2 separate regions of the Mus musculus genome follow, and region 1 is linked to region 2. The links are chromatin loops, found by intact Hi-C in ENCODE. Cell type or tissue: gastrocnemius. All regions are shown on one strand. Links, peaks and the distances in the headings refer to the core of each region. The heading gives the core; the rest is flanking DNA. Region 1 overlaps C230014O12Rik (RIKEN cDNA C230014O12 gene). Region 2 holds the start of Gm34372 (a long non-coding RNA gene).

The links. Hi-C counts contacts between places; a loop is a spot of excess contacts. Peaks named below come from ENCODE experiments on the same cell type or tissue, not always from the same donor. Only the 100,000 strongest peaks of a DNase experiment are listed, where the experiment ranks them.
Region 1: a loop joins it to region 2, with 4 times the contacts of the local background. A loop is called at or near these places in 4 of 42 quality-filtered maps.

Annotation. Positions count from the first base shown.
Region 1 is chr2:34,021,334-34,031,955 of GRCm38, reverse strand. It overlaps C230014O12Rik (RIKEN cDNA C230014O12 gene), which reads left to right. Exons shown (of 4, transcript NR_130173.1): 2 at 431-510; 3 at 5,999-6,157. Among named protein-coding and RNA genes, the nearest start is that of Gm39793, 64 kb to the right of the region's middle. In gastrocnemius, for the core only: a CTCF peak has its summit at 6,049 (motif pointing left); DNase peaks (open chromatin) are centred at 5,814 and 6,033.
Region 2 is chr2:34,633,013-34,643,634 of GRCm38, reverse strand. It overlaps Gm34372 (a long non-coding RNA gene), which reads right to left and starts at 4,568. Exons shown (of 3, transcript XR_003954033.1): 1 at 4,071-4,568. In gastrocnemius, for the core only: a CTCF peak has its summit at 1,033 (motif pointing right); a DNase peak (open chromatin) is centred at 4,165; H3K4me3 peaks cover 530 bases.

The DNA.
Region 1 (10,622 bases), core at 1,118-9,117, 610 kb after region 2:
CCTCTTGCTTGCAAAGCAAGCACCTTTACCCATGGAGCCATCTTCACTGCCCGGAAGTATATTTATTCAGGTCTGGAGTTCTATGGTGGAGACAAGCCATGGTGCTGCGGCAGTGAGCAGTCAATCCTCTCACATCGAAAGGTCAGTTCCATCTGTACAGAGAAGTTTCCTGGGGTTTTCCAGGGCTGCAGGCATCACAAAGGTGTGGAGCCCTTGTCTTGGCCATAGCTGGACCAGTGAGGCCCTGGCTAGTCACCTCCCCAAGCCGCTCTGCACCATCCCCCCACCCCATCCCCCACTCCCGCCCTCCCTGTCTGGCTGTGAACCAGGAAATGGATTTCAACTTCACCTCCTCCCCAGATAGATCAAACATCTTAAGTGAGATTATTCACGGCCCTCCATTGTTTCTAACTCATTTCCTATTTTCCAGTTGAAGAACCTGCCAGAAGCGCTCCGTGGCAGAGATTAAAACAATTTCAGAAGCAGGCACCCAGCGCTTCTCTTTGGATGGTAAGCAAATTGGATGTCTGTGAGAGGCAGGCAAATTTTATTATCAACACATAGTTTGCTACTTAAGTATCCTTAAGACCCCGGGTACTGAAGAGTCCTCGGCAGGAGGGCTCCTGAGAGGGAGGCAAGATGGGGGGCGGGAGGAGACCCCCAACCGGGCCCCTTCAGGCCCAGGCACAGTGGGGAGCTGTCAGACCCTCAGGAGCAGACAAACCCACCCACGTCATTCTCTTTCCCAACTAGGCGCCGGCTTGGCTCTCAGAATGCATTTTTCTGAGTGCTTTGACCTGTTCGCCCACAAAGACACTGACTAAGAGAAGGAAGGCGCGTGTGTGATCTCACACAGCAAATACAGTGAGTCAGAAATAGAATTCGACCCTCACTCATGGCAGCAGATTGATTGCAGAAATGGCTGATTCATCTTCTCCTTGTAGCCTGAGAGTGACAGAGGAGACAGCTCTGGAGGAAGGCCCCTTGTCCCAGTCCAGGATGTCCTTGACTAGCTCTCCAAACTTGTGACGGAAACCAGTTAGCTCTGACCTGACCCTCAGTGGGCTCTGCCAAGGCCGGAAGAGCTACCCCTCTGGCCAGTAAGAATGCTCATAAACAAATGTTTTAAGCAACGGTAAATGACTGGATATGGGTAATTTGTTACCTGGCTACAGCTATCAGATGCAGCCATCTATGTGTGTCCACAGGACGATAGATGCAGGCCTACATTCCCTGCATGGTTCCGGAACCCATACTGACTCTGGCCTGTCGGACAAGGGAGGTTCTGGCTGTTGCTCCTGCTGCTTGTTGCATAAGGAACAGAGAAGAGATGTGCATTACCCTCACATCCTAGGGCTGTCCTGACTTTTCCGTGAGGTTGCTTCCCTTTCGCCAGATTTTCAGTAACAAGGTGTTCATGGGCCGCGCCGCATGCTCAGCCAGGACCCTCATAGCACCCTCAGGTCAATCTTGTGAGGGAGGCATTACTTCACATCTTACAGGTGCAGGAACAGACTCAGCCATGTGTCCTATAGACAGCAGGTGTAGAAATGGGGCTATGTTCAGGGCGACATGTATCTGCACCTACTTGTTGACAAAAAACTTTTCTCAGAGTCTTAGTGAAGGAACACAGAGGCCCTCAGGCAAGCCCTTCTTGATGGTGACCTAACTCATAGTCAGCTCATGTTACAGTCCCTATCTGGATCCCAGTTGGGCACATTCTGGTCGTCAGACTACCCAGAAGAGCTACCTGGGACTACCCAGAACCCCTGGTTACACAGGTGGGATCCTGGTACGGCAGCTACCGCTCTCTCTCCTTAAGGACTTCACTGGACCTCTTTTGGGCCGCAGAGCCCAGAGCTTGTCACTTTATGGTGGTTCCAGCTTCTGAGCTGGCCCCTGTGATTCTCTGGCTTTCCCCAGCTGCTCCCATAGGTGAGCACATGCTTAGGACTCTAGGTGACTTCCCCAGCTCAGCAACATCCCACGGGGCTCTAGACATGGTGCCAAGGAAGAGATGACTAACAAGATCTCTCAGCCAGAGCACAGGCTAGCAAGATCCCTGCTAGAACACAGGCTGGCAAGATTTCAGCTAGAGCCCAGGCTAATAAGATCTCAGCTAAAGCACAGGCAAGCAATCTCACTCTCTGCCTAGATCACAGGCCCGTTCTGGTTTTCACCTTTTCCTGAGTGCAGAGGAACTGGCTCCATCATGAGCCAAGGAGAACAAGGAGTAATTATGACACAAATTCTCAGGTGCAGTGCAGGTGGGGCACATCTTAGCTGCGTGCCAGAGCTTCAGTGTGCCCCGTGTTCTCAGCTGCGAGACCGAGGTGAGGTGCATCTCCCACTTCCAGGCCCGTGAGTGTGGACTGGAATGGTGCCCATCTGACTAATGCCAGAGTCCAGTCTTAGCCCATGAATTTGGTTTCCAATATTGCTTTCCAAGAGCTGGTAGGACAGGGAACAGCGTGTTTGAGGGCCAGGGCCAGGGACAAAGCAGCAGGGAGCTGGGAGGCTCCATTGTGAGCATCATGACCCTGGTGCCTGCATTGCTAGCCTGGCACCTGCATTGCTAGCCTGGCACCTGCATTGCTAGCCTGGCACCTGCATTGCTAGCCTGGTGCCTGCATTGCTAGCCTGGCACCTGCATTGCTAGCCTGGCGTCTGCATTGCTAGCCTGGTGCCTGCATTGCTAGCCTGGCGTCTGCATTGCTAGTGTTTTCTACCCCCAGTCTTAAGACTGGAAGCTTCCTGGAGGAAGGGCAGGTTGGCCATCTCTGTGCCAGCCACTCAGCATGTCTTGAGAGGAAGTTGTTTGTGACTCACTCAAAGGGCAAGGGGTACATGCCAAGGGAGTTGAAAGCTGGCACCTGTGTCAGGAAAGGACTGGGTCATCCTCTGAGAGGCGGGAATTCAAGATCATGATATCATCACTACTGAGTCTTGTTGTCATGCACAGCTGTGTGTGCACCGTCTCTAGACGCCCCCACATCTACTCCCTATGTTCACACTGACCCTCAGGCATAAGGACTGTGAGGAACTGCCCCCAGGTTACCTGGGGAGGGCATGGCAGCAAGGATTTGCCTTTGCTGTCTGTTCTGCTTGGCCCCAATGCCAAGGCTCCTTCTTTTCAATAGATCTTCCCAAGACCTGATTGGGGGTATAATGCCAACATGGCCTCCACCGGAGACTAAGCAAGTCTTCTGCTTTCCTTTATAAAAATATTCATATAGTAACAAAACGAGTAAGTAGGTCTTTGGGATGTCTAGACAGGGCCATGCCCAGGGGTCCTCAGACTTGGTGGACCATGAGCATAGCCATGAGTGTAGGGATGAAAGACCACGCTGTCCTGGATTGCTCCCCGCAGATGTCAGACTCTCTGGAGAGAAGCCACCTCTGTAAGTTTCAAGGCTCCCCCACTGAGGCTGGCTGTGTTCAAACTTTAGTGCTTGTTCTGGCTAGTTTTATTAAACCAGCTGGTTCGTTACTTTGGCACAAGCTAGAGACATTGGAAAGGAAGGAGCCTCAATTGAGAAAATGCCTCCATGAGGTTAGGATGTAGGCAAACCTGTAGTCAGTAATGTGGAGCATAAGCTAAATAAACCCTTCTTAATTAGTGATTGATGGGGGATGGGGTGCGGTGGGGAAGGCCCAGCTCATTGTGGGTGGTGCCATTCCTGGGCTGGTGATCCTGGGTTCTAGAAGAAAACGGGCTAAGCAAGCCAGTAAGCATCGTCTGCCCATGGTCTCTGCAATTAGCTCCTGTCTCCAGGTTCCAGCCCTGTTTGAGTTCCTGTCTTGACTCCCATCAGTGATGTATGATGTGGAGGCAGACCCTAAGTAAACCCTTTCCTCCCCAAGTTGGCTTGGTCATGGTAGTAAAGCATCTAAGACAGTAGTTTTCTTGCCTATCCTAAGGGTTCCATCCTCACGTCAGCTTAGAGCTGCTTCCCTCTGGATTTAATTAAAGTCCTGAGTCCCTGGGGTGCTGTGGCCCCTTTGGTACCAGACTGACCTCCTGCAGGCTCTCCTGAGCCTCTGTGCCTCTTAGTGCTTAGCCAAGTTTCTTTGGTCAACCATTGGACTAATGACTAGCCAGGCGTGGGCAGTCATGGAAGGCAAGATCTCAGCCCCGCCTAGGTTCGGAAGCCTGGCCAGAGAGGCACCAGTGCAGACATGGATTGGAATGCCAGGCCCCTTCTGAACCTCAAGCTTGCTGGAGAGGTGGGGTGACTTCATCTCTTGACTTCCCAGGCGGTTCCCTTAGCAACGGGGCCTCGCTTTGACAGCCGCCTTTGCAGACAGTCTGTTTTCCAGAGGGGGGCTCTTTACCCTACTGCCTTTCACTCATTAAGTGAGAGTCGCTGCAGGGGTGTGAAGCCCAGACTCCCTGCAGTCTCATAGAGCCAGAGCTGTACCCACAGCCCAGCCTATCCAGGCTGCCCCTGGAGCCAGCAGCCCACAGACTGATCCTGTCTCTACAGGTCTGTTGTCTGCCGCGCAACACACATCTTGTGGCTCCCACGGAACTGAAGCCGGCTTCTCTACCTTCACCCTCTGCCCCCTCCTTGCTTTTTCTACCTCCTGACTTCTCTCTTCCCACCAGCACACCTGCAATCCACCTGTCTTTCACACTCACATTAGCAGTTAAAGCGTCTGTGCTGACATTTGATGATCTTAATATAGGCCCTGGTGACAGAGGAACAAGAAGAGCACAGAGTTTGCGCATTGCTGGAGAGTAGACTCCTCCCCCCGAATCCCTGACTCCTCCCCACAGTCCCTGTCTGAGCTCAGAAATCTCCCCTTCCACATTGTGGGGAGGGCTTCAACAGGTCCCACAGACTGTGTGGCGTGTGATGGCTTTACCTCCTTCGTGTAGCCTTCTCCCTCCAGATGACCAAGAAGGATGATAATAAAACCTACCACCAGGGGTCAGGTTCATCGGGTGCCCCCTTTGTGCCCTACCCAGGGGGCATGTACCCCCAGGTTAGTGTTAGCATGCAGCTAGCAGTTACCCTACTTCACAGATTAGAAAAAGGAGCTTCGGACATACTTAAGGTTAGCTAACATGGTTAAAGGAGAGAGTACGACGGTGAGCTGAACACGTGCCATGCGTGGTTAGCTGGCCAGGAAGAGGGGTGGGTCACTGGGAAAGTAGGGGAGGGGCATCTTGAAGGACGCTGAGAGGGTGGAGACGGAAGGCAGAAATGGAGTCGCAGAGATGGTGAAGGAAAGTCACTACACTGGAGTGTCTCAAGAGGAGGGTGGAGTCAACGCTTCTGGGACTCAGAAGAACAGGGTCACGTGTCTGAGCAACACTGTTGGTGACCATGAAAGGCACAGTTGATGAAGGGGTAGAAGACACTAGATCTTCTAAGCAGTGGGCAAAGGTATTTACTGAGAGAACAGGGCCATCAGGGAGGCCATTCCCCTGGGAATTCTGGCCCTGGGGTACAGTAGGGAGAAACGGATACCTGAACCTCATGAACCGCTATTTGCTCGATCTGTAGGCAAAGAGCGTGTTGATGAGAGCCACCAGGACAGGACAGGGGCTCCAGTTTGGACTTGGTATGGTTGGGTGGGCCAGGAGAAAGTTCTACTACCTCTTACCCTCCAAAAGGAGGCAGGATGAAGCCCAATTGGAGGAGCTGTGACTTCAGCAGTCCCGGGAAAAGAGAGGGAGGGGTTGAGGAGCACAGAAGCTGTCCGAGTGTTTGTGACCTCTTCACCTCCTGGACACATACCCCAAGGAAAACAATTGAAAAGATGCAAAGTTTAATTTGGACACAGTTCAGCCCGTGGCTGGCTGGCGTCCATTGCTTTAGTCTGAGGTGGAGCAGGATATCGTGCCAAGTCTCTATGATAGAGGAGGCTGCTCACTTCATGGGGGCCAGCAAGCGCTGAGGGGATGGGGGGTGGGGGGTGGAGGGTGGGTTGCAAGGTCACAATATCATCTTCAAAGACTCACCCTTAATGACCTACTTCCTCCAAATAGACTCCACCTCCTAAAGGGTTCATCCACCTATCAATAGCGCCACCAGCTGGGGAACAGATGAACAACACCGGAACTCTGGGAATCCAGTTCAAATCTGACTGTATTGCCCGAGAGAAGAGTGTCAGGGAGGCAGGACTCAGAGGAATGCAGCTGCACCAGGTGATCTTGCCATCCTTTTGTAATGGCCACTATTCCACCCTTCCCCATTGAACAAGTAGAGTGGAGTGTGTCACAGGCGCTCTTAGAGCTACTGTGGAAGAGGTAATGCTCATTGCAACTGGTCCTCTGTGTGTGTGTGTGTGTGTGTGTGTGTGTGTGTGTGTGCGCGTGCACACATGTGTTTTCCAACTTTTCTTTTTGTTATTTTGTTTTTGTGTTCTTCCCTGAAGACCACCTCACATTGAGGCCACGTGTCTCTTTATAAATTCCACATCTAGTGACATCCCATCAGCAACTGAAGGCCTGCTGTGATGGGAGAATTTACACCACAGAAATTGCCCAGAGCCCCTTATCAGGGCTGCTTCCCCTGGGAAAACTGGTTGCTCAGTACTGCTCCTCATGTCTCAGAAAGCTTGCCTTGACTAATGCAGAAAGAAATATATACATATATTCTATTATCATATATATGTATGTAACATATATTCTATTACCATATATATGTATGTATGTATGTATGTATGTATATGATAAGATCAAAAGAAAGTAAAGGGGGCAATCACATTATGTGATTATTTACCTAGGAAATTTGAAAGAACAAGCAGGAACTATTACAATTAATCAGGAATTCAGTAAATGCTGACTTGAAAGAAATATTCAAAAAAATCAATGGCTTTGCTGTGTACTTACATTAATCACCCGGAATGTATGATGGGAAAAGATGACATTCACAATAGCCACAAAGACAGAAAATATCCAACAACAAGCTCAGTCATAAATGTGTGAGGCTAAAACTTCACATGAAAATGAGAATTGACTGCATAAAAGCACAGCCGGCTGGGCCGGTGGAAAAGAAGATTAAAAATTGTCAATTCCATTAAGATTAATCCATACATTTAATTCAGTTCCAATGAAATCCCAAATGTATTTTCTTGCAACATCAGTTCATTGGGAGTTATAAATAGACAAGAACGGCTAAGAACATCTTAATAAATGAAATTGATCAGGGCAGGAGGAGCTTCTGAGGTCAGACATTTAAATGCAGGTGTCGAGGTGTTCCGTTGCCCACTGTCCACGCTGTTCTAAAATAGCTCCCATCCACAGACTGAGTGAGTGAGCCTAGGAGAACACTTGGGCACGTGCACCAAGCCCAGCACCACAAAAGCTGGGCCTTGTGGGGCACACCGGTCACTCCAGCACTTGGGAGGTGGAGGCAGGTGAATCAAGGTTCAAGGTCATCCTTAGCTACATATGGAGTTCAGGGCCAGCTTGAGCTGCGTGAGACCCTGCCTCAAAAGGAAAACAAAAGTAAGCAAACACACACAGGGCTACACATGCCTCAGAAACACAACTACACACACTCACACACACATACACACATTTACACACATATACACACACTCACACACACATACACATACTCACACACATATATACACACTCACACTAACACATGCACACACATATATATGCACACCCACACACATGTACACACACTCATGCACACAGTAACACAAGCACACACATACACACTCACATACACACACTCACACACACGTGCATACACTAACACATGCACACACATACACACTCACATACACATACATTCACAGATACTCACACACATGTATATACACTAACACACATGCACACATACACACTCACATATGCACATATACATACACACAGTAACACACATGCACACTCACATACACATATATACATACATGCACTCACACACACACACACATATATATATATATATATACATATACACACATACACACACTCACAAACATATACACACATAACACACATACACACATATACACACACTCACACATATACACATACATACATACTAGCACACACATACATACACACGCTCACAACACTTCCAGTGAGTTAATAAGTGAATGAATAAGCCAAAACACCTTGCAGATTTATATAATAAGACAAAACAGTAAAATCGGCATAATTAAACAAATGAGCCGACGCAGGAAAATAACTGAGGTGTGCATAGCTATTTATTATATAATGAAAGTGGCATTTCAAATCAGTAGGGGAAACATAAATTATTTAATAAATAGTGCTAGAATAGTTGGTTAACCATTTGAAAAAATAAAGTTAGACAATTGGATGCATATTAGCAACTAGATCTATTAAGCGAGTTGTTGCCTGGATATGATCGGATGTGATGGACCAGTGAAACCCATGTGGAAGCCAGGTGTGGTGGCACAGGCCTGTGGTCACAGCACTCAGGAGGTGGGGAGGCAGGAAGATTGCAAATTGAGTTTGGCTAGACTGGCTAGTCAGGGAACTCTGGCAATCCTACTGTGTCTACCTTGGAGTGTTGGGTATACAGGTGTATGAGCCACTATGCCCAGGCTTATAACACAGTTCTGGAGATCTGGGCTCAATCTGGTGACTCACCTCCGAGTCACCTCCCAGGCCCGTTGTAGGTTTTCAGTTTATTTTTTAAATTATTTATTTATGTGAATACACTGTAGCTGTTCTCAGACACACCAGAAGAGGACATCAGACCCCATTACAGATGGTTGGGAGCCACCATGTGGTTGCTGGGAATTGAACTCAGGACCTCTGGAAGAGCAGTCAGTGCTCTTAACTGCTGAGCCATCTCTTCAGTCCTAGGCCTTTAATTTAAAACACCATTTGAGAGGCTGGAGAGATAGACCTATAGGTAACATACTTACACTGGAAGCATGAGGAAGTCACAAAAAGAGAATCCTAGAGCAGTGGCTCAAAGCTGCAATCGTGCACCAGAGAGGCAGATAGACAGCTGGCTACCAGCCTGCTCAGCAAGTTCTTGGGCAAGTGAGGGACCTAGTCCCTAAAGAGGAGGTGGGTTAGCTGAGGTTGACCCCTGGCCTCCACATGCATATTGGTACCTGCATTTGCACCTTCACATACACACAGGAACACACATACACAGGAACACACACACACACAGGAACACACACACACAGGAACACACACACACAGGAACACACACACATACACACACACATACACACACACACACACACACGTCTTTTGCTCCTAAAGAGTTTGAGGTTATTTACAGACATGACCCCTCTTTCTTTACACTCATTTATAGAATGTCCCTTAAGAACTAGAGCAATCTTTAATAATCAAATCATGTCTATTAAGAAATATGAAAAACATCATTATTACAGTGCTCTGTTTTCCCCAGGTTCTTATTGCAATCTCCCTAGTTGTCCAAATCATGCCATTTATACTATTTTGTTTATGGTCTGGGTTCATCCCAAGTTTGCTTATCATATTTGGTTCTCATTTTCGTTAACCAGGTTTTGGTTGCTGTGATAAAATAGCACAAATGACCAAGAACATCTTACAAAGGAAACAGTTTACTTGGGCTCAAGGTTCCAGAGTCCATAATGATGGGGGACACTTAGGAGCAGGAGCAGGGGGCTGAGAGATCACACCTCAACTACCAGGAAGGAAGTGAGGGGGTGGGGGGAGGGGAGGGAGGGAGAAAGAGAGAGACAGAGAGAGAGAGAGACAGGGAGAGGGAGAGGGAGAGGGAGAGAGAGAGAGAGAGAGAGGTGGAGGGGTGGAGTGAGAAAGGCCAGGGGTGGAGTGGGCTATAATCCCCCACCAACACACTCTCAAAGCTTCTATAACCTCCCTAAACAGCGCCACCTGCTGGGGACCAGATGTTCAAACACATGAGCCTATGTGGACACTTCCCATTCAAACCACCACAATCCTTTTACACAGATGACATCTGGATACTGTGTTGCGTGCAAGTAATCCCAGCACTTTGTTGATAGAGGGAGGAGGACTGAGAGCTCAAGGCTGTCCTCAGCTGCATGGCAAGTTGGAAGCTAACCTGAGTTACACGAGATCCTATCTCCAAAGAATCCCAAGCAAGACCAAGCAAAAGTTAACCCAAAGCTAACGGAGCTTGCGTGGGAAAGAAAACCAGGGCTCGGACTCCCCTTTGCTTTTTATTTTAACTTTTTTGTTGTTGTTTTTTTGTTTTGTTTTTTGTTTGTTTTTTTGTTTTTGAGACAGGGTTTCTCTGTGTAGCCCTGGCAGTCCTGCAACTCACTTTGTAGACCAGGTTGGCCTGGAACTCAGAGATCTGCCTGCCTCTGCCTCCCGAGTGCTGGGATTAAAGGCGTTCGCCACCACGCCTGGCTTATTTTAACTTTTTAACTAAGACAAAATTCCTGTAACAGTAACTTTAAGGTGGTTAGATGGCGAGGTTAGCCATCTAACAGTGCGTGATTCAGTTGTGCTTAGCAAACCCACCCCATGGTAAACCATCCACTCTTTAGTCCAGAAACTTCCTATCCACCAGGCAGTCATTCCCCATTCCCAACCCAGGTCCTGGTAGCTAGGGATCCCCCTTCTGCCTCTGTCTAATATGAACATTTCATAGAATTGGGATCATGGAACATGGGGCCTTTTTAGGGTTCTG
Region 2 (10,622 bases), core at 874-8,873:
AACTGAATTTTAGGACCTCTGCTCGCCTCCAGTCAACCCTGCTCTCTCTGGCCCAAAGATTTATTTATTTTTTTATTATTTTTTATTTTGGGGGGGTTCTTTTTGTTGTTGTTGTTTTGTTTTGTTTTGTTTTGTTTTTTCGAGACAGGGTTTCTCTGTGTAGCCCTGGCTGTCCTGAAACTCACTTTGTAGACCAGGCTGGCCTCGAACTCAGAAATCCACCTGCCTCTGCCTCTCGAGTGCTGGGATTAAAGGCATGCACCACCACACCCGGCCAAAGATTTATTTATTATTATACATAAATACACTGTAGCTGTCATCAGATGTGCTAGAAGAGGGCATCAGATCTCCTTATGGGTGGTTGTGAGCCACCATGTGGCTGCTGGGATTTGAACTCAGGACCTTCGGAAGAGCAGTCAATGCTCTTACCCGCTGAGCCATCTCGCCAGCCCCCAGGGTTCCAATTCTTGCTCACTTACTTCCTCATGGCTTTTCTTGCTTTGAGAACACATTTGTCTAAACTGCCCCCACTCCCACCTCCATCTCTGAGTCTCTTACCCTAGGCAAGCCTTGAAGTTATGATGATAAGGATGGCCTGGGACTCCTGACCCTACCTCTACCTCGTGAGTGCTGGGATCGCCGGCATGGTCTACACTTTGGCTGCTGGGTTCCAAGAATGTAGTTGGCTCCAGGTATAAACTAAGGAAATCAAGTAGTCATGTTCCCGTGAGCATGTCCCTCCTGCCTCAGTGACAGGAGGGGAATATGACTTCTGTCAGCTGGGCAGTACTGGGCAAGTGACCTCTGATCACCAGCTTCAGTTTTCTTTCTGTGAAATGGGACAGTTGTAGCTTGGGCTCTGCCAGAGGCCCAAAAATGAGGGTGAAGCTCACTCAGCGCTGAAAATGTTAGCAGCTACAAAGGAAGTGTGTCTGGAGCCAGAGTTCTCAGCAGGATGTCAGCTGTCCCTATCCCTGGGAGATATGTCTTCTTTTACAGGTACCCAAGGACAGTTAGTCCTCCCTGCCTGCAGGTGGCGCTGCTAACACTTTGTTCCACTGCCTCCAACATCTGGTTAGACTGGTTGGTTCCTGACTGAGGTGCTGCTTCTTGCTCTCTGAGCCCACTCACTGCCCATCTGACCTGCTCTGCATATCCAGAGCAGGGTCCCATCTAGCTTGGGGAGTTGTGCCCAGGCTGTAGTTTGGCACCAGAGGAACTAAGGTACAAACCTTGCCCTAATGGTACAGAGCTGTATCAATCTGTGCAGGTTACTTAACCTCTGAGACTGAGGCTCAGTTGTGGCCGGGAATACAATGCCAAGGAGGAGACACCAGCTGAGGGGGCTCAGCGGTGACAAAGTCCCAGGCAATGGAGCAGGAAAGGCAAAGAGAACCAGATAAGAGTGGATGCCCTTAGGGGTGTCATCACTCCTCTGTTAATGGTCACTGGGCCTGAGAGCCACCGCAGTGCAGAGCATAGGGTGGTGGGTGAGTGCCTGGCTTTCTCTGGGCTTGGCCTTCCAAGCAGGGATTCCGTGTGCTATGGTCCCTCCCCAAGCCCTGCCCAAGAGACAGGCAAGCAGCCACCACAGTTCCACCCAGCAGGAATTAGGACCTTGAAATGTCACCTGGTCTCTCTATCATATCACTGGTTGCCTCAGTTTTTCCTAGCGCACCCTGCTATAGCATTGGGCAAGGACTCACAGGATAAAGTGGCTGCCATGCTGCCAGCCCCTCTGACATGGTCCAAACTGAGGGAGACCTCTTCGTCCTTTTGGAAGTTCCCTCACTACAGTATTTGGGGGTGGGGAGCACCCCGCCCTTCCTCGCTCCCCTCAACCACCCCCCATCTGCCCCCCACTCCTGCTGGCTCAATCCCTCCTGGGAAGTTGTGCACTACACAATCCTAGGAGTTCTGTTTTGGTCATAGGCACTGTACATTTTCTAAACATGAGTTTCTACAAAATGGGTGTTAAGATATTTTCATAATCCGCACAGAGATGACACAGTATCCAGAGTCTTTCTGTCTTCAGGACAACTGATCTCTGGTGAGCTGTTTATGCAGGAAGCCAGGCTCCCACAATTCCCCGTAACCCTGGGGTTAGAGTCATTTGCCCTCCCACCCAACCCTTCTCTGGCCCTTTCCTCCCCTTGCCTGGTTGTGACCTTTGGAACTGCACTGGGCTAAGATCCTACCCACTCCAGGCCTTCATTAGCTCTGTCCCAGGAGAAGGGTCACATGTGTGTGATGAGATCCCATGAAGCTGATGTAGGGACAGTAAGCTCAGCTGGAACCCGGGACGTGGGTAGGAGCACCAAGGGAAGTCCAGAGCAGGGAGGACTTGTCCTGGATCCTGCCACAAGGTTAGGAGGCAACTGCTCCCTGTTGCTTGGTAGAGTAGAGCCAAGGGCACAGGTGATCCTGGTCTTTTGGGACAAGGAAATGGAGACTCCCAGGCCACGTCCGGGAGGTGGGGTCATTTTCATCCTGGTCTACTGGGCACAGGTGTCCCACGCGTAGGGAATGATTGTTCCGGCAGCAGTGGGGGGAGTGACCCAGGCTGGACGTGTGCTGTTGGGGTGCCTGGACTAGAGAGAATGTACCTCCTCCCTGCTCCGGGGCCTCCAGTTCGTCGCCTCATCCCGGCCCCTTCATCGGCCTGAGATTTATTCCTGAGCCATGGAGCCTGGAAGTAATTTGCTGACAAAGCTGGGTCCCGGCAGGTGCTTTAATTGGTTCTGTGGGAGCAGATCTGGGAGCTTCTATTTAGAAGGAAATAGAAATTATGGTAGTGCCACCGTCCTTTCTCTGTGGCAGGGACTGCACAGTGTGTGTGTGTGGGGGGGGGGGGATTGTGCAGCGTGGGGGAAGGGTGGCGGCTCTTCCATGTCAACCTAGTGTGGAAGCAGGGCCTCGGATTAGGGGTGGGGGTCATAACCCTGGCCGAGGTTGGCCAGAGAAGGTAAGGCCTAAAGCCTGGCCCCAGTGAGAGGCCTTGGAGCAGGGGAGCCTTCCCCAGCCTTATAGTCCTCAGAGTGACATTCAGGGTGACCTCTCATGACCACCCCAGAATGTCACCGTCACATTTGCTCCCCTATTTTCCTCAGGAGTGGTTAGTTAGCTCTACAGTGTGCTAACCAAGTAGGGTCACTCTCATTTGACATGCTTAGGTCTTTTGGAGGTGACACAGCAGGGCCTGGACTTGAACCATGGCCTGCCTAGTGCTCAGATCTACACTCTTCACTCTCAAGTTGCACATGACATTGGCTAAGCTCCTGTTTCCCACAAGCCCACACTTTCTGGTGAGATTTTTCCCTTGGGCAAACTCCTAAATTCAAAGCCTACTGCTATCATCTCTCCGTGAATTCCAGGGAAGCCTTTCAGCAGTGATCTCTCCTCTGAACTCCCCAAAGTCCTGGTTGAACCAAGGTCGTAACATCGAGCTCTGGGTTTGCCCCTTGCTGTATTGCTGTGCCCCTTACCATACTCCACGAGCTAATGCTTATTTCCCGTGGTGAGGATCCCTTGGGCCTAGACTCTAGTGTGTAGACTTATGTGTAGCCTAGACTCTGGGCTACCACTTGGAGGCTCTAAACCATGAGAATGACCCTCTTTTGGGGGCGGAGTTGCAGCCAGAGCTTACTTGTCATGGCGGGAGTACGGGTGTCATGTCACATGGTCTCCTCAGAGCCCAGTGTAGACTGGTCTTCAGGTACTCAGCATGGGTCATGGGTCATGAGGACTGAGAGGCCTGGCCTAGCTCAGGTGCTGCTCAATTCAGGGCTGTCCAGTTCTGCCCTCCCATGCCTCCTGACCAAGAGTGTTCACCCTTGGGAGCCATGTTACTTCTGGGTGCAGCAGGGACAGACAGATGGGAGAACACGAGGAAACTGAACCCTGTCAGAACAAAGCCCCCCCCCCCCCCCCCCCGGGACTGATGTTTCTGGAGCTTTTTCTGATATGCTTTTTGAGAAATTCTGGGGTGGGGCTAAATGTGGGGTACAGTTGCAGGAAGAGGAGGGTTTGGTAGGAGTTGGAAGAGGAAGACAGAACCTGGGTGGTGGTACCTGGAATCCACATGTCAGAAGTTGTATCGAGCCGGCCTGGCAGAAAGCTTGCGAGTTAGTCTGGGCCGTAGGTGGCGCCACAGGGCTGCAATTGTGCCTCCCTCGCGGTTCGGTCCTGGCTGTTCCTCGCCCGCATGGCCATCCCTGTCATCTGAGTCCGCCAACACCGCGAGTCAGTTTGGGGCACTAAGGGTTGCGTTCAGGTCTGCCAGAGCCAGCCCCAGGCGGGCACTGGATGTAGGGGAGAACCCTGGAGCTGACTCCTTTTCCCTGCAACTGCCACTCCAGGGCCTTGGTGTTAAAGGCGGACCACACTAGCGTTGGGGCGGTGTGCCGGAGTCGGGGTCCCCACCCGCGTGGCGAGCCCCGGTACCCTGGGTGCATATGTCCCACACGCGTGAGCGTGGGTGCTGGGGACGTGCGTGGGACGCAGGGCCACCGCCCCGTGCTTCCTTTGTTCCCGCGCCGAGCTGCAGGCTGTGGCTTCACTGCCTCCCCCCTGTGCCCCGCCCTGCTGTTGTCTGTAAGGGCAAAGGTCTCAGCCCCTGCGAGTAATGTGTCCATGTGTATATGTGTGTGTGTGTGTGTGTGTGTGTGTGTGTGTGTGTGTGTGTGTGTGAGAGAGAGAGAGAGAGAGAGAGAGAGAGAGAGAGAGAGAGAGAGGTGGGGAGGGGGAGCGAGGTTAGAAGTGACTGTCACAAGCCCAAGAGGGCCTATGAGGTCACCCCAGTTCAAGGGCTCTAAAGTCCACAGACCTCATCTGCTAAGGGGACCAGTGGGAGCCTCCAGGTGGGGGCTCACTAGGATAATTAAGCCAAGTCATACAGAGGGTGCAGTCCCCAAGAGCAAGGGTCGCCCACTTAGGCACTGGGGCAAGATTAAGAGCAGGCAGGGGCTGGGTGCAGGAGGCTTGTGATGGCAGATCCTCTGGCCACCAAAGCTGGAGCCACTGGTGACATGAGGTGCCTGTGTCCCCTCCTTCTGCCCAAGCACTCTCCCATACCTGTTTCTCAGTTTGTCCATGGTGCCCCTAGTCTCTTTCCACACCTAAGCAGCTTTTAAATCCAGACCCCATGCTCAGAACCCACCCAGGACTCGCTGGAACCCAGCTGGGCCTCAGCTCCCAGCAGCGGCTTGTCCTACACTGGCTGAGCAAGGTTATTCTGGGACCCCTGACCCTGCCTGAGGCAGAGTGGGTAGGGGCACAGACCAGATTCTGTACCGGGTTTCTTGACTTTTTTTTTTTCCCTTCTTTTAAAAAAAGACACTGAAGCTGTCTTCAGACACAGCAGAAGAGTGTACTGGGAAGAAGTGGGTTTCTGATCCCATTACAGATGGTTGTGAGCCACCATGTGGTTGCTTGGGAATTGAACTCAGGACCCCCTGGAAGAGCAGTCAGTGCTCTTAACCACTGAGTCATCCCTCCAGCCTCAGTTTCTTGACTTTGAAGGAGGCCCCTGAATATCACATATTTTGAGGCTCAGGACAGAGAGAGTGGGGGTCCCAATCCTTTGCTGGGTCTAGTACTTAGAAAGGGCCAGCTTGTGTGAGCTGACATTTCAAGGTCCTCCCCATTTTCAGGGCCTATTCAGCATTTAGTCCTGTCCCCAGGAACCCCATTGCCACCCCACAGGCAGCACCAAGTCCTGGGAGGACTGGACCCTCCGTGGAGTGGCTGTCATCACAGCTTGGGGCCGCTGTATCTGCAGCTACATCCGGGAAATTCAGACCCAGATGCGGGAAGATGGAGGACCCATGGCCCTGACCTAAAGCTCTGAGAGTGTGGCCGTGGGAGGGTGACGTACACAATTGTAGTTGACCTGGTCACTCTTGTCTTGCTATAGATGACAAAGAAAGAGTAAATCCAAGCGGGGTGAGATCTGGCCTGGGCTGGTGGCGCAGGGAGGGGCAGGACCCTGGCAAGGAAGGTGGCTCAGGCCAGGGCTGAAGAGGGGTCCTTGCTCCCCATGGTCATTCCAGGTTTCTGGCCTTTGCTGTCCAGCTGACAAAATTCTCATGATTAGGGGAGCGGCCTAATCCCATTTGCTGGGAGCCTGGTCTTGGTCCTGCTGGGTGTACTGGATCCGAATGTACTGGATCTAGCTCCATTCTCTGGGTCTTTTAAGTTGAGCTCCTTGGGAGCAACTGTAACCACCAGCCTGGCTGGGGGCCGAAGCTGGGAGACCTGAGAGGGTTTGATGGGAGGGGCTGGGGACCCATGTTTCCCTCCCTTTATCAATAGCCATTTTATTTATTTATTTATTTATTTATTTATTTATTTATTTATTTATTTATTTATTGAGACAGGGTTTCTCTGTATAGCCCTGGCTGTCCTAGAACTCACTCTGTAGACCAGGCTGGCCTTGAACTCAGAAATCTGCCTGCCTCTGCCTCCTGAGTGCTAGGATTAAAGGTGTGCGCCACCATGCCTGGCTCAATAGCCATTTATTGAGCACCTACTGTTTGCCCTGGGCCATACTGAGTGGGACAAACTCTGTGTTCTCACTTCCTACAGGGCTTTGTCTGTGAGCATTGGACACTAAGTATGTATGTATCTATTATTGCTGTGCATGTGTTGTATGTAGGTAGTATATGTGCACATGTGTGTGAATGTGGAAGCCAGAGGAGGACATCAACTGTCCCACTCTATTACTCTTCACCTCACTGAACCCCGAGTTAGACAAGCAGTCAGTAATCCTTGGTGATCTTCCTGTCTCTATCGCTCATGGCTCTGTGGTTACTGACATGTGTGTAGCCATGCATAGCTTTTACATGGGTGCTGAGGATTTGAACTTGGGTCTGTTTTCTTGCACAGCAAGCCATCTTACCCACTGAGCCCTCTGGACAGCCCCTAATTATGTACTATTTAATTTCAAGGACAAGAGATGGCAGGTCTTGGTATCCACTGGGGATGTGGGCAGCAGAGGTCCCACAAACACGTGGATATCAGTTCACACTCTCAAGTGGGAAGGGTGGGGAAGGAAGGGGCAGGCAGGTTGTGGGGCCACAGCTCCAAGAGGGATGAATAGAAGGGAAGGCAGGTGAAGCCTTTTAGGGACAAGGGAAGAGAGCCACAGTCCAGGGGACTCTGGATTTTGCCCTAAGTCTGTAGGAGGTGGAAGGCCTATGGCCCTGGGGGTGTAGCCATGTCTGAGCCAACTCAGGGAGGTAGGTTCTTGATGTCCTGGGAAGGCCAAGGTTCCTGAGAAGCCAGGGGGAGGCCGGGCTTGGGGAGGAGCAGCTATATGCATGGGCAGGGAGGAGACAGAACATGGAGGTCATTGGTAGGGGTCAAGGCCCAGGACAGCAGATTGTCACCAGGCCTGCGGCTGCGCTGGCCCTGGGCTTGGTCTATCCTAGGCCTTTATGTTCAGCCCTGGGGAAACACTTGGGCCTGATGGTATGTTTTCCGGAGGGAACGGATGGTCAGAATGAAGGGAGGCGGCTGGCGGGGGTGGGGAGTGGTTTTCCCGGAATCCTAGATCAAGCCTTAATAATTTGTTTCAGAATTAATGTGCGTTCACGCCATCTTTGCTGTTCCAGCTCATTGAAGATTAAATAAAAATGTGATTCCCCTCCCCCCAGATGGAGGGAGAGAGACCAGGTCTAATCTTTCCAGCTGGGCCAGCTGGGAAACTACCACTCCATGGGGAATAAATCTCTGGGGGAGGGGACTCTTGACTCTCTGGCTTTCAATCCAACGGGGCATAGTGGCCCTAGTTATGTCTCATATTATCGAGCTGATAATCTTTTATTGTATCGGGAGACCTTTCGTGGATGGAAGCTCTGAGCCTTCTCAGGGCTGAGGCTGATGCCTCACTAGGCTCTGTGGCAGGGGCATGGCCAGATCCTCACAAGCGGATTCTAAGTGCCTGGGCACCAGAGAACCCAGGTCTCTTTGTGGAGAAATAGTGGTTCTTTGCCTCATTCTTGGCACCCAGGCCAGGGAAGCCGACTGAGGCAATGTGTACTCATTCCTTTTTTCCTTCAGTTACTCATCTACTCAAGGATCAAGTTATTTTTATGTTGTTTTTTGTGCCAGAGTTTGAGGGCAACCAGGCAGGCAGGCAGACAGACAAGCAAGCAGATAGGCAGGCAAGCTGGCTTCTTATCAGGGTCACCACCACTTTGTCTTATGCCTCAGGATTAGCATGCCCTGATCTTGGACCATCTTCTCTGACTGGTCCCTTTTCTCCTCAACATTTCATGTGGATCAAGATAGAGGAGGTATTAATCCAGCGTGTATAGAGGCATTAGAAGCTGACTGGGTTTGTCCCCTCCCCTCCCCTCCCCTCCCCTCCCCTCCCCTCCCCTCCCCTCCCCTCCCCTCCCCTCCCCTCCCCTCCCCTTCCCTTCTCTTCCCTTCCCTTCCCGGTTTCTCTGTGTAGCTCTGGCTGTCCTGGTGGAACTTCCTCTGTAGAGCAGGCTGTCCTTGAACTCAGAGATCTACCTGCTTCTGTCTCCGGAGTGCTGGGATTTAAGGTGTGCACCATCACTGTCTGGCAACTGTCAGAGTATTCTAAGAAGCAGAAATACCTTTTCATGTTCATGTGACTGCAGAAGCCTCGGTTGTGGGCTGGATACAGGGTCAAGATGTCAGTGAGGGCTTTGGAGTCTCGCCTGTCTCTGTGTGCTTCCATACCACGTGTCAGCTAACTTCATGTTTTAATAAGTTGTCCACACACACCTTTGATCTTATAAATTAGATTTATCATCCTATATAGTCCAACCTGGGCCAGGCAGCTGCCCCTGTCTCCAAAATGCCAAGATTATAGGTATCCCTTGATATAGCTGGGTTATGTAGTTCTGAGCACTGGACCCAGGGCTTCCTGCATGCTAGGAGACATATCCTGATTCCCAGAATCAAATCAGAATCTAGGACCTTGTGCAAGCTAGACCACACTAGACCATGCTAGACCAGAGACTCGTGTGGGCGGAGCTCCCTGGAGTCTTTGATCAGGGACAAAATGCAGCTGGGTCCCAGCATAGCCAGTGTTCCGGGTCCAGTGTGCAGTGTGCCTGATCATTGTCTGTGTTAGGGGACTCAGGCTCTGGTGGGGACACAGGGGCAGGCACACTCAGAGCTTTGCCAGGTTGAAACTGAGCCCTCATAGGCAGTGCTAAGAGGGTAGAAACTTGATCTGTGGTAGCCAGAAGTAAATCAGATTAAAATGGCCTGATGCTGCTGATCTCTGACCTTCACACACACACACACACACACACACACACACACACACACACACACTCTCTCTCTCTCTCTCTCTCTTTCTCTCACATCAATATGTACCCTAGCCCATGACACAGAAAATGGACAGAGTGTCCAAAACCTTTTTAAAGTACTCAAGAACTCAGTGACAGAAAGCTCTCCATAATAACAGGACAAAGGTCCCATGTGGACACTTCCCACAGCAGTGAGCAAATGTCCTGACTATTCCCACCAGGGCACGCTGTGTCAGCAGCCTCTGCTCTGAGCATCTCTCCACGCTGGCCACTGACACAGACCTTCATCCCCACCTCTGAGGCTCCCTATAGGGGTGGGGGTGGGGTTCCTGGTGCCTGTCAGTGGCTTCAGTGGCATCTTTGACACAGGGTCATTACCAGGCTCCTGGCACCTGTAGAGGGCTGAAAGCCACCCTGGGCCTGGCTTACAGTGTCCCCAGCCTCCTGTTCCCTGGTGTTCTCGTTATTTCCTAGTCTAGGCCAGAGCACCCTTTCTCAAAGACCCCCAGTCTTTGTCGCCCAGCGCTCTGTCACTCGGCAGCACCCAGAACATGGTTTGGCTCTCGCTGTAGGCCTCAACCAATGGGGGTTCTGCTCTGGGCCACTTGGTCAGGGTTGAGGTGGAAACCACTCTGGTTGTCCCAGGAGAAGGAGCTGAGGGGCTGGGCAGAAGCTGACACAGGTAGAATAAATACCCTGAGGACCGGTCCCACGGACTGGGCAGGGAATCATTTCCTGTCCCGGCTGCAGCCTGAACTGTGTGCAGCCGGGCACAGGATGGGACGCAGGAAGGCCTGGAGACCTCCACATCTTGGCTAATTTTTTTAAGGAATTATTTTTAATTATGTATGTGTGTATGTCTGGGTATTTTAGTTATGTATTCTGTATATGTGTGGGTATGTGCGCATGTGCAGGTGCCCATCGAGACCAGGGGCATCAGATCTCTCAGGCATTTGTGAACCTCTGGGAAGTGACCTCAGGTTCCATGCGACAGGAATGCCTACTCATAACCTCTGGCCGCCCCTCCAGCCCCTGCATTTGGTTAGTCACCGGAGCGCATTTCCTTGTGGTATCTTGCAGGTGAGGGGACGGAGGCCCAGAGTATTGAGGGAAGCACTGAGAGAAACTTTAATTTGCTCCTGCTGGAGGGACCCACCGAGATTGATGGGCGTGTTTGGGGACACAGGCCCAGACCACTCTCTGTAGGAGGCTCCTTCCACAGCTGTCCCTGAGAGGAACCCAAATTAGTCCCCTGGACTTCCAGTTGGATCCCTACTGTGTGCCATAACTTCCTTTGAAGGGAATTTAGAGGGACAAAACCTGTGTGGTCAG